3 separate regions of the Homo sapiens genome follow, and regions 1 and 2 are each linked to region 3. Evidence: chromatin contacts called from ENCODE Hi-C or POLR2A ChIA-PET data. All regions are on one chromosome and are shown on one strand. The core of a region is the stretch at or near the end of the contact, and the rest is flanking DNA. Distances in the headings are between cores, read along the strand shown. Region 1 holds the start of H2BC10 (H2B clustered histone 10). Region 2 holds the start of H2BC3 (H2B clustered histone 3). Region 3 holds the start of BRD2 (bromodomain containing 2).

Region 1 (2,910 bases), core at 73-2,572, 6.7 Mb before region 3:
ACGTTAACTTCTTAAAGTTCTAATTCTGCGCTTCTCAAGCTGTAGTCCGTAAACGACTACTTTAAGACTTGGAAGACGCTAATTCTCATTCAGTAGATGTGTTGTGGGGCCAGATTCGGAGGACCACGTTTTGAGAAGTTTATCTTGTGCCGTTTTCTTGAGTCACCTGGACTGCTGCTAGCTGGAAACCTTTGACCATTATAAGGCAGGATTCCTGGGTGATGTACCTGGGAAATCACGAGCCAAGAAGTCACCGACATACAACAGTGAGCAACAAATGTTAACTGAATTCTATTTTGTCCCAAATGGTGTTTTGCTTCGGTTGAGAATTTTTAAGGCACAGGCTAATTTTAGGTTTTCCAACGACTCTTATCATTTACTTTTCGTTGGGTCCTATTGATGATATTCCAGGATACCACCCCCACTAGCCTCTTCTGCAGGATAACTTGAACACTGCAGTGGCCCTGTCCATCTAAACTTTACAAGGTTTTGTAAACGTTACTGAACTTGCTTCTTCCCGACTACATTAAAGCACTTACTTGAGATATTAAACATTTTCTCATTAGTCCTGTTTGCCTAGTCAGTCACTTGTATAGACAGGGCAACAGCACGGCCTGAATATTGGGCAGGACACCGCCCTGCGCGATAGTAACTTTGCCCAACAGCTTGTTGAGCTTCTCGTCGTGGATGGCGAGCTGCAGGCGTCGGGGGGTGACGCGGGTCTTCTTGTCTCGGGCCGCGTTGCCCGCCAACTCCAGGATCTTGGCGGTCAGGTACTCCAGCACCGCCTCCAGGTACACCGGCGCACCGGCCCGGACCCGCTTGGCGTAGTTGCCCTTGCGGAGGAGGCGGTGCACTCGGCCCACAGAAAACTGGAGACCAGCCCTGGAAGAGTGCGTTTTAGCCTTGGCGCGAGCTTTGCTGCCCTGCATTCCACATCCAGACGCAGTGAAGTATTTAAATACTTGTTTAGAAGAAGGAAAGTGATTGATTCTAGTAAAACGCAAGAGCTAAACTCTTATAATCTATATTCGGCAAAGTAGACTGTGCTATCTCCTGAACACAGATTTCAGCCAATCGAAAAGCAGGTGTTTAAAAAAATTTAAAAAAAAAAAAAAAAAAAAAACCACTTCTGACTTACATACTTATAGTTGAAAGGTCAAATTATGCAAGGTTGAGCTTCTGGGAGAGCCGATGAGATTTAGGAGTTCAGAAATGGCCTATCATATATTCAGACACTAAAAGAACCAATGAGAAACCGAAACTCAGCCAGCCTCATTTGCATATACACGAGGTAAATAATGAGGGCGTTTGGGCTCACCAGCATTTTCCTGTGGTCATTTGACGGTATCACTTCGGCTGCGAACATGCCTGAACCAGCTAAGTCAGCTCCCGCCCCGAAGAAGGGCTCCAAGAAGGCGGTGACCAAGGCACAGAAGAAGGATGGCAAGAAGCGCAAGCGCAGCCGCAAGGAGAGCTATTCCGTGTACGTGTACAAGGTGCTGAAGCAGGTCCACCCCGACACCGGCATCTCGTCCAAGGCTATGGGGATTATGAACTCCTTCGTCAACGACATTTTCGAGCGCATTGCAGGCGAGGCTTCCCGCCTGGCGCATTATAACAAGCGCTCGACCATCACTTCCAGGGAGATCCAAACGGCTGTGCGCCTGCTGCTACCCGGGGAGCTGGCCAAACACGCGGTGTCGGAGGGCACCAAGGCGGTCACCAAGTACACCAGCTCCAAGTAAACTAGTTACCTGGGTAAAAGCGCTAACGACCCAAAGGCTCTTCTAAGAGCCACCCATGTTGTCATTTAAAGATCTGTAATTTTCCAGACTTGGCATTGGCAAGGTAAAATGGCTAAGCAACACATGGGATAGTAAGGGTTTACTGAAACATCCAAGTTCGGCCGGGCGCAGTGGCTCACGCCTGTAATCCCAGCACTTTGGGAGGCCGAGGCGGTCGCGTCACCTGAGGTCAGGAGTTCGAGACCAGCCTCGCCAACATGGTGAAACCCTGTCTCTACTAAAATATACAAAAATTAGCCGGGAGTGGTGGCAGGCAACTTAATCCCAGCTACTTGGGAGGCAGAGGTAGGAGAATCGTTTGAACCCAGGAGGCGGAGGTTGCAGTGAGCCCAGATAGAGCCATTGCACTCAAACCTGGGGTATAAGAGCGAGACATCTCAAAAAAAAATCCAGGTTCGTTGTTTTTTCCCCTATAGATTGTAAGCGTCACCAAGGAGTAAGCTCGTATGCAGCTTAATATGACACATTTCACTCAGCAGCTAAGGAAAAATCGTGTTCTAGATTGATCCCCACTTTTCTTCTCCCCGCACACCACCATCTTAAAATTTTGTTTTCGTTTTTAGTTTCACTTTATCATCCTATTGCCCTTGATTTGGAGTAGCCGGGTGGAAATCAAGTTTGGGGTAGTCTTAAATCTAAAATAAGGTCTGAGAAAGCGAAACTCGTCTTTTAGTTCGTTGTTAGCTTGCAAATGGTTGGAGCGGCATATGATGGAGGAAATCACCTCTGTTGGTTGCATTTCTAAACCATGGCAGATCGCTACCAGACGTTCTCATATCCCCCTTGCAAGTCCACTGATTTCTCTACAAATTTTACTGAGTTTATAATTACTGGATTACTTCACGTAGCTATACATATTACCTCTTGGCAAGATCAGGAACTCTACCATCTTCTTAGCTGAACATATTGAGGTTTAAGACAAAGAACAGGCAACAGGATAGCCTGAAGTTGGAGCAAAGAAATGAAAATTCCCGGTGCTACATTCAGACGCTTTTATCTGTAAGCCTTTTTAAGGCTCCAAGGACTGTGTTCTCCCTAAACCTCCTCCTCCGTGTCCTGGAACGACTTTGTCCACAGCTACTCCCTTTCTTGAAAATTCATT
Region 2 (3,405 bases), core at 711-3,210, 6.9 Mb before region 3:
TGGGACCCTTCGGAAATGAAAACTCGAGGGAAGCGGGAAACCTGTGAATTTTTATGGCAAGTTTTGTGAAATGCATAGTTGTGGATTAATATGATTGACAGTAGGCATATGATCTAATGGTAATAAACTGAGGGGGACATAGCAAGGCTTGTTTGTTAATTACCTATTAACGATCAGCCGAGTATCAGCAGAGACAGCAAAACATCCTAGTTTTGAGTTAGAAGACCTAGGTTTTTGTTTTGGCTTATCAATTATGGGTATTGTTTTAGATGAAACATCAAGTATTCTTGATTTCTTATTTCAAAAATAAAAAATAAAAAATAAAGGAAGGAAAAAAGAAGAAAAAAAGAGAAGAAAAGTGTCAGAGTTACTTGAACCAGAGTAACTCCATTTTGAGTGAGGGCTAGGAAAATGAGGCTGAGACTTTCTGGGCTGCATTCCCAGAAAGTCAGTCATTCCTAGCTTCTAGATGTTTACGGTTAAGGGAACAAATAAATAATGTTTACTAAACAGACTCAGACTTAGGAGTGTCCAGATATCCCTATATCTGGAGAACAAAGGCATTCTTAATTTTGTTTAAAGATAATAATGTTGATTCTTGCAAAATATAGTAACTAAGAAAATTAATCCTTTATCACAAACTTGTAGCAGAGCACATCTCCCCATATATACAAGTATTGTACCTAGGGTGGATGCCTTCCTCCTCTTACTTTCGGGAATGTCCTGCTCCGTCTATGGAGTAGTTGTCGTTTCACCACTTTACTTTCTTAGTAAACTTGCATTTACTTTGCACTGCGGACTCACCCTGAACTCTTTCTTGCGCGGGATCCAAGAACCCTCTCTTGGGGTCTGGATGGGGACCTCTTTCCTGTAACATATTTCTGGCCACCACAGAAGGGACTATAGTACAGAAACCCTGACCCAACAGCTACCTTTGGGTAAGTGTTGGAGTTCTGTAACAAAGGAAGAAGGCAGGCAGGCAAAAAATTTATGAAAGAACATACGACAAAATAATTTCTGCTTCAAAACTTCATATTTTTTTAATTTTTTTTTTTTTTTTTTTTTGAGACGGAGTCTCGCTCTGTCACCCAGGCTGGAGTGCCATGGCGCGATCTCGGCTCACTGCAAGCTCCGCCTCCCGCGTTCACGCCATTCTCCTGCCTCAGCCTCCCGAGTAGCTGGGACTACAGGCGCCCACCATCACGCCCAGCTAATTATTTTGTATTTTTAGTAGAGACGGGGTTTCATCGTGTTAAGCAGGATGGTCTCCATCTCCTGACCTCGTGATCCGCCCGCCTCGGCCTCCCAAATTGCCGGGATTAAAGGCAAGAGGCACCGCGCACGGCCCCGTCCAAGTTAACCTTGGCTCTAAAACTTGTCTTCGCTAACATTCCAGTTGATCCTCTAGAACTGAAACAGAATAGCAGCAGCACCACCTTAAGAAATTGTGGTTATAGCTCTCCTTGTGACAAAGTAGGTGGCTCTGAAAAGAGCCTTTGGGTTTGGAAGTGCTTACATAAGCACTTATTTAGAGCTAGTGTACTTGGTAACTGCCTTAGTGCCCTCGGACACAGCATGCTTAGCCAGCTCCCCAGGCAGCAGCAGGCGCACAGCCGTCTGAATCTCCCTGGAGGTGATGGTCGAGCGCTTATTGTAGTGAGCCAGGCGAGAAGCCTCGCCCGCGATGCGCTCGAAGATGTCGTTGACGAAGGAATTCATGATCCCCATGGCCTTGGATGAGATGCCGGTGTCGGGGTGGACCTGCTTCAGAACCTTGTACACATAGATAGAATAGCTCTCCTTGCGGCTGCGCTTACGCTTCTTACCATCCTTCTTCTGCGCCTTAGTGATAGCCTTCTTAGAACCCTTTTTAGGGGCTGGAGCAGACTTAGAGGGTTCAGGCATTGCTATTCCTAAACAGAATAGAAAAGCTACTAACACTCTCCACTACAGAGTAGTACAGAGAACAGTTCAGAGCCCATGTATTTATAGTCCTGAGATTCAAATGACGGTTTAAGATTCCTCACTTCTGATTGGACAAAAGAAACACGGTTTCACTGAGGGGTGGGGTTTATGCAAATATGGAATTTATGTTATCTTTTTCTATTGGATAAAGCACCAAACATAATTGACCAATAGGATAGCTTCCTATTGCAGCCTTGCAGTTTGTATAAAAGGATTTGTTCAGGCGCCATTCCAGCTTGCTTGTCTTTCACAGTTTTCCGCTGCTTTCATAGGTCGCTATTTGCGGACGTGGAAAATGGAGCTAAAGCAAAAACTTGTTCGTCGCTACCGGGCTTGCAGTTCCCAATAGGGCAGAGTCCGTCATCTTTTTCGAAAGGGCAATTATTTTGAGCCGGTCGGAGCCGGTGCGCCAGTGTACTTACAATACCTGGCCGCCGAGATCTTAGAACTGGTGGGCAGCGCCATACGTGACAAGACCCGCAGCATCATCCCCCGCCACCTGCAGCTGGCCATCCGAAACGACGAGGAGGTCAACAAGCAGCTGGGCAACGTCACTATTGCTCAGGGAGGCGTCCTGTCCAATATTCAGGCCGTCCTGTTGCCAAAATAACAGAGCCACGATAAGGCCAAGGTCAAGTAAACACTCAAATCAGAAAACGTAGCTTACACTTGAAACGGCATTTTTCAGAGCCGTCCATAGTTACACAAGAAAGGATGATAACTTGCTTCTGTTAGGGTATTTTTTGCTTTTCGTTTGGATTGGTTTGTTTTGAGACAGTCTAGTTCTGTCACCCAGGCTGGAGTGCAGCGGCGCGATATCGGCTTACTGCAACCTCCACCCCGCCGCTTCACGCGGTTCTCATGCCTCAGCCTCCTGTGTACTTGGGATTACAGGCGTCTGCTACCGCGCCCAGCTAGTTTTTGTATTTTTATGCGAGACGGGGTTTCACCATTTTAGCCAGGGTTGTCTTGAACTCCTGGCCTCTAGTGATCGTCCCATCTCGCCCTCCCAAAATGCTGGGATTACAGGCGTGAGCCACCGCCCCCCTAGCCTAATGGTGTTAAAAAGTTAAGTTTCGAGAAAATAACACCTTCCTTTAGAAAGTACATTTTAGAGTATACAAAGTGAAACTTAAGGCCAACCAAAATAAGACATTTTGAGAACAGGCAGGGTGGGAATGTGACTTGGACTTAGAAAACAAAGGGCAAGGAAACTTGCTGTTCGCCAGTAACAAAATAGCATGGAATCTCATTCTCTGAATATAAGCGTTATTTCCCGACATGAGTCTGAACGTTTCTGGTGGTTTAGTGAGTGTTCACCAGCATTGATAACTTGCGAGACTGTCAGGAATGCAGAATTTCAAGTCCCACTCAAACTTACTGAATCGGAATTTACATTTTAAAAATCCTTAGATACCTTGTTATACACTCTGTTCTTTG
Region 3 (3,397 bases), core at 512-3,011:
AAGAACAGGCTCCCAGATTACAGACTTTGTGGTTAAACAGCCACCATTACTCAGGACAACAGAAGAGAAAGAGCAGGTCTAGAGTGTATAGTGATTTCATCAATTTTGAACATACTGGTGTCTGAGAGTTATCCCAGTGGGAATATTTAGTAGAAAGTTTAGCTTAGAGAGCTGTCTGAACTAAAGATTCAGACTTCAGAGGCTTTGAGCCATGGAGTCAGATTACCTAGAGAAGTTGAACAAAATTAGAAGCAAACAAGAATCACAGCAAATATCAACACATAAAAAGGGGCTAAGGAAGAAAAATCTACTGAGACTGGAGAGGAACAGTTACACAAATAGGAAAAGAAACAAGTGAGAGTGGTATAGAAGTCAAGGGTAGAGAGAATGTCAGGAAGGAAACATGATCAAATGTCGAATGCCTCAGAGGTCAAATAAAGTGAGAACTGTAAAGTGCTTCCTGACTTTGCCAGTTAGGAGGTTCTTGGTGACATCTGCCAGAAAAGTTTTGGTGGTAGCAGCCTGACAGAGGTAGCTTGAAGAGTGGGGATGGGGAAAGAGAATGTGACAAAGAATTGAGATAGTAAGGATAATTTCAATTTCAGGTCTTGGCTGTGCAAGGAAGCCGAGAGACATGAGTCTCTAAGAGGGCACGATATTGAGAGGGTTGTTATCTTTCTGTCAGCGGGGAAACCAAGAGAAAAGTTTAAAAAGGTCAAAAGGGGGAGAAGGGAAGACAGCTTCCGGGTAACAGAGAAGGTTGACCAGGTCAATAGTAAAGGATTTCCTCAAACCGAAGGGAGGACCTCTAGTGAAATGAGAAAGGAATACACAATTGACCCAGTTTGCAGGTGGGAAATGGGAAGCCAGTTCTGCAAATTGGCCTTTCTGTTCTGTGAAGTGCCATCTGTCGGTGAGGAGAGATTAGGGTCTGCAGCGTGAAAATCTGGACCATACTCTGGGTAATCAAGGGAGAGGTTATCGGCTAATGACAAATTAAAGGCTTACTTTTTAGCTGGCAACTGAATCACCATAACATTTTATGTTACCAGTTCCAAAATTTTGGGGGGAATTCACTCAAGCTTGGGAGAGGAGAGATCATAACTTTAAGAGTATAAGAGGTTTAAACGGTCCACTACGAAATAAATAGAGAAGGAAAAGTTATCAGCTGGTAAATATCGTAGAAGGTAGAGCGGTCCAGGGACTCACAGGTCTCACTAAAGAAAAGTCTAGCGTAGGTTCACGGCACGGAGAGATTTTAAGGCTGCCTAAGACTAAAGCCAAATACGAAGTCCACATCTGCGGTCCGCACCTTATCTCTCCGCGCGGCAGGCGCGACGAGGGCGAGAAACTCCCTCTCCAGTGGTCGCACCACACGACACCAGGGAAGGGGCCCCTCTCTCCAGACCCTCATATCTCCAGGTCCAGGCCCCATTTTCCTCCGCTGACAGCTCAGCAGCGTGCGCTTCCGCTGGATTCAGGCCAGGACCAGCGAAGCCGCACCTTACACCCACCGAGGAGGAAACAAGCCTGGCCACCCGAGGCTACCCCGCTAGGCCGCGGGTAGTGGGGGAGGGGGCGCTGAGGCAGGAGGTCAGCACCCGGGCGCGGGCTCCCGCCCCACGAAAAGCGCGCGCTCCAAGCCCCGCCGCCGGAGATGCGGTTCCGGTCCGGACGCCTGCGCACTACGGCTCTCCCCGCAGCCTCTGGCCCTCCTTCCCCCTCCCCCAGTCAGGGCGCACCCTTGCGCCTGCGCTGTGTGTGTTCCTGGTCTGCGGCAGCCATGCTGAACTCGTATGGAGAGGCGAGTGGGGGGGACAGAGTCCAGGACTGCGGGATAGGAAGCTGGGGATATGGACAAGCAGCAGCGTTATAGCGCTCTGGGTTTCGGGACATAGGCCTGGGCCATGCGGCCCCCTTGGCCCCTTGGCGCGACCCCCAGGAACGTTCGGAAAGCTGGTCCTCGTGGCTGGGGGAAAGGCGGGGGGTGGGGGGGAAGCGGGCACGTGACCCCGGTCAGCCAATCTGGGTGCTGCTGACGTGGCCGCGCGGCCCCGATGCTCTCCCCACCCCCCCAGCCCGTTCGGGAAGGGAGGGGCTGGGGGCTACGCCCCCTCCCCCAGCACGGCTTCGTTTTCTGGGGGGGGGTTGACACCCCGGATTACATACCCCGTACCAAGCCGAGGGCAACTTTGGAGGCCCCCTGGAAGGCTTTAGGATCCAGGTGAGAAGGGGCCCTTGTGGGGCGGAGATGTCAGTCAAGTGCTTAACCAATGGTGGGGAGTCCGGGAGGGGGATTCTTGGGGTTCAGGAAAGAATCCTGAGAGTGGGAAGATTTGTCCTTCAAACCTTTTACAGCCAATGGGAGCGTGGAGGGGGGGCGAGCGGGAGAGGGCCATGGGGGGGGAGGGGAATGGCCAGCCTCATGCCTCCGTACCCATTGGAGGGCAAAGGGGTTAGGGGGCGGTGTGGCCCCCCCTATTCCATTCGTCCCCTGGGGGTACAGCAGCCGGGAGCCAGGTGAGAAGGGATCCATCGGCGGCCGAGGGAGGGGTGACCTGGCGGTGGGCTGAGGAGTGGTGGCTGTGGCCCCTACCCGTGGATGTGAATGCTTTAGGAGTTGGCCACCCATGTTGTGAACTGAGGTTGTTCCCAGGCGCCAACTTCCTTTCTCCCCAGAGCCTCTGGAGGGAGCATTGCTGTGCGCCCTTTGTGTCCGCGGTAGGGGAGCTCCAGTCGTCACACCGCAGGCTGGAGGTTACGCTTCGAGTCGCTTACCGAATTTGTGTGCATTCACGTGGACACGGCCTGTGGGGCCTTTTGCCCCTGTAGGGTCTTTACTGAGCACGTGTCTACTCCAGGCTGGGGTGCTTACAAGCTGAAAGCTTGAGGTCTGCTTAGGAACAGAAACCAGGCCCAAGGTGGGTGCTGGCAGTAGGGGGTCTAGACAGCATGGTCTGAGATGCGAGGGAGGCTCGGGACCTGGAATGATTTCACAGCTCCCAAGGTTTCGGGTTTCTCCAGGGTGGCCTCTTCCATCGCCTCCCTCATCCCCTCCCCCAGTCCTGAACAGTTCTCTCCTTGTGTACTGCGGGGGAGGGAACGGAAAGGAGGAAAGAGTTACTTTCCCAAATTACTGAGTAGCAGTAGCCTCCCTGGTGACTCATGTGGGGGAAGGGAGGATAGAGGATCGGGAGGCAGTGATTTTCCGGAATGCAGGGAATAAACGAGAGCAATGTCTGGCTGCCCTTTTCCTAAGGCCTAGTATTTTCTCAGCCTCCTAAGTTTTTATTCCATGGCCGGCCCCCTGATGGGCCTCTGTCCTGGCCTGCAGAGCCCCGGTGGAGAAAAGCAGATTTGGGAGGTTGGGCCGCTAGGGGGAGGGGAAAAGGCCTCT

What was found. Hi-C counts contacts between places; a loop is a spot of excess contacts on that map. ChIA-PET counts read pairs that join two places held with the same protein, here RNA polymerase II (POLR2A). Pooled maps may share reads with other maps.
Region 1: a loop to region 3 is called in a pooled map, with 10 times the contacts of the local background. The contact joins the promoter of H2BC10 here to the promoter of BRD2 in region 3. A Hi-C loop is called at or near these places in 2 of 50 pooled maps. POLR2A ChIA-PET finds 5 or more read pairs at or near these places in 2 of 52 experiments (A673 and PC-9).
Region 2: a loop to region 3 is called in a pooled map, with 7 times the contacts of the local background. The contact joins the promoter of H2BC3 here to the promoter of BRD2 in region 3. A Hi-C loop is called at or near these places in 4 of 50 pooled maps. POLR2A ChIA-PET finds 5 or more read pairs at or near these places in 3 of 52 experiments (BJ, CD4-positive, alpha-beta T cell and PC-3).

The regions. Positions count from the first base shown.
Region 1 is chr6:26,271,609-26,274,518 of GRCh38, forward strand. It overlaps H2BC10 (H2B clustered histone 10), which reads left to right and starts at 1,323. Exons shown (of 1, transcript NM_003525.3): 1 at 1,323-1,804. The coding sequence starts at 1,368. The coding sequence ends at 1,748. It also overlaps the pseudogene H2AC10P. RefSeq lists enhancers at 574-913, 1,244-1,583, 1,654-1,783, 1,794-1,843, 2,254-2,413.
Region 2 is chr6:26,041,753-26,045,157 of GRCh38, forward strand. It overlaps H2BC3 (H2B clustered histone 3), which reads right to left and starts at 1,961. Exons shown (of 1, transcript NM_021062.3): 1 at 1,475-1,961. The coding sequence starts at 1,905. The coding sequence ends at 1,525. It also overlaps the pseudogene H2AC5P. RefSeq lists an enhancer at 2,205-2,444.
Region 3 is chr6:32,966,833-32,970,229 of GRCh38, forward strand. BRD2 (bromodomain containing 2) reads left to right here and starts at 1,762. Exons shown (of 13, transcript NM_005104.4): 1 at 1,762-2,224. LOC124901302 (a long non-coding RNA gene) reads right to left here and starts at 1,689. Exons shown (of 3, transcript NR_190904.1): 1 at 1,313-1,689. RefSeq lists enhancers at 839-1,378, 2,677-3,397, 2,995-3,397.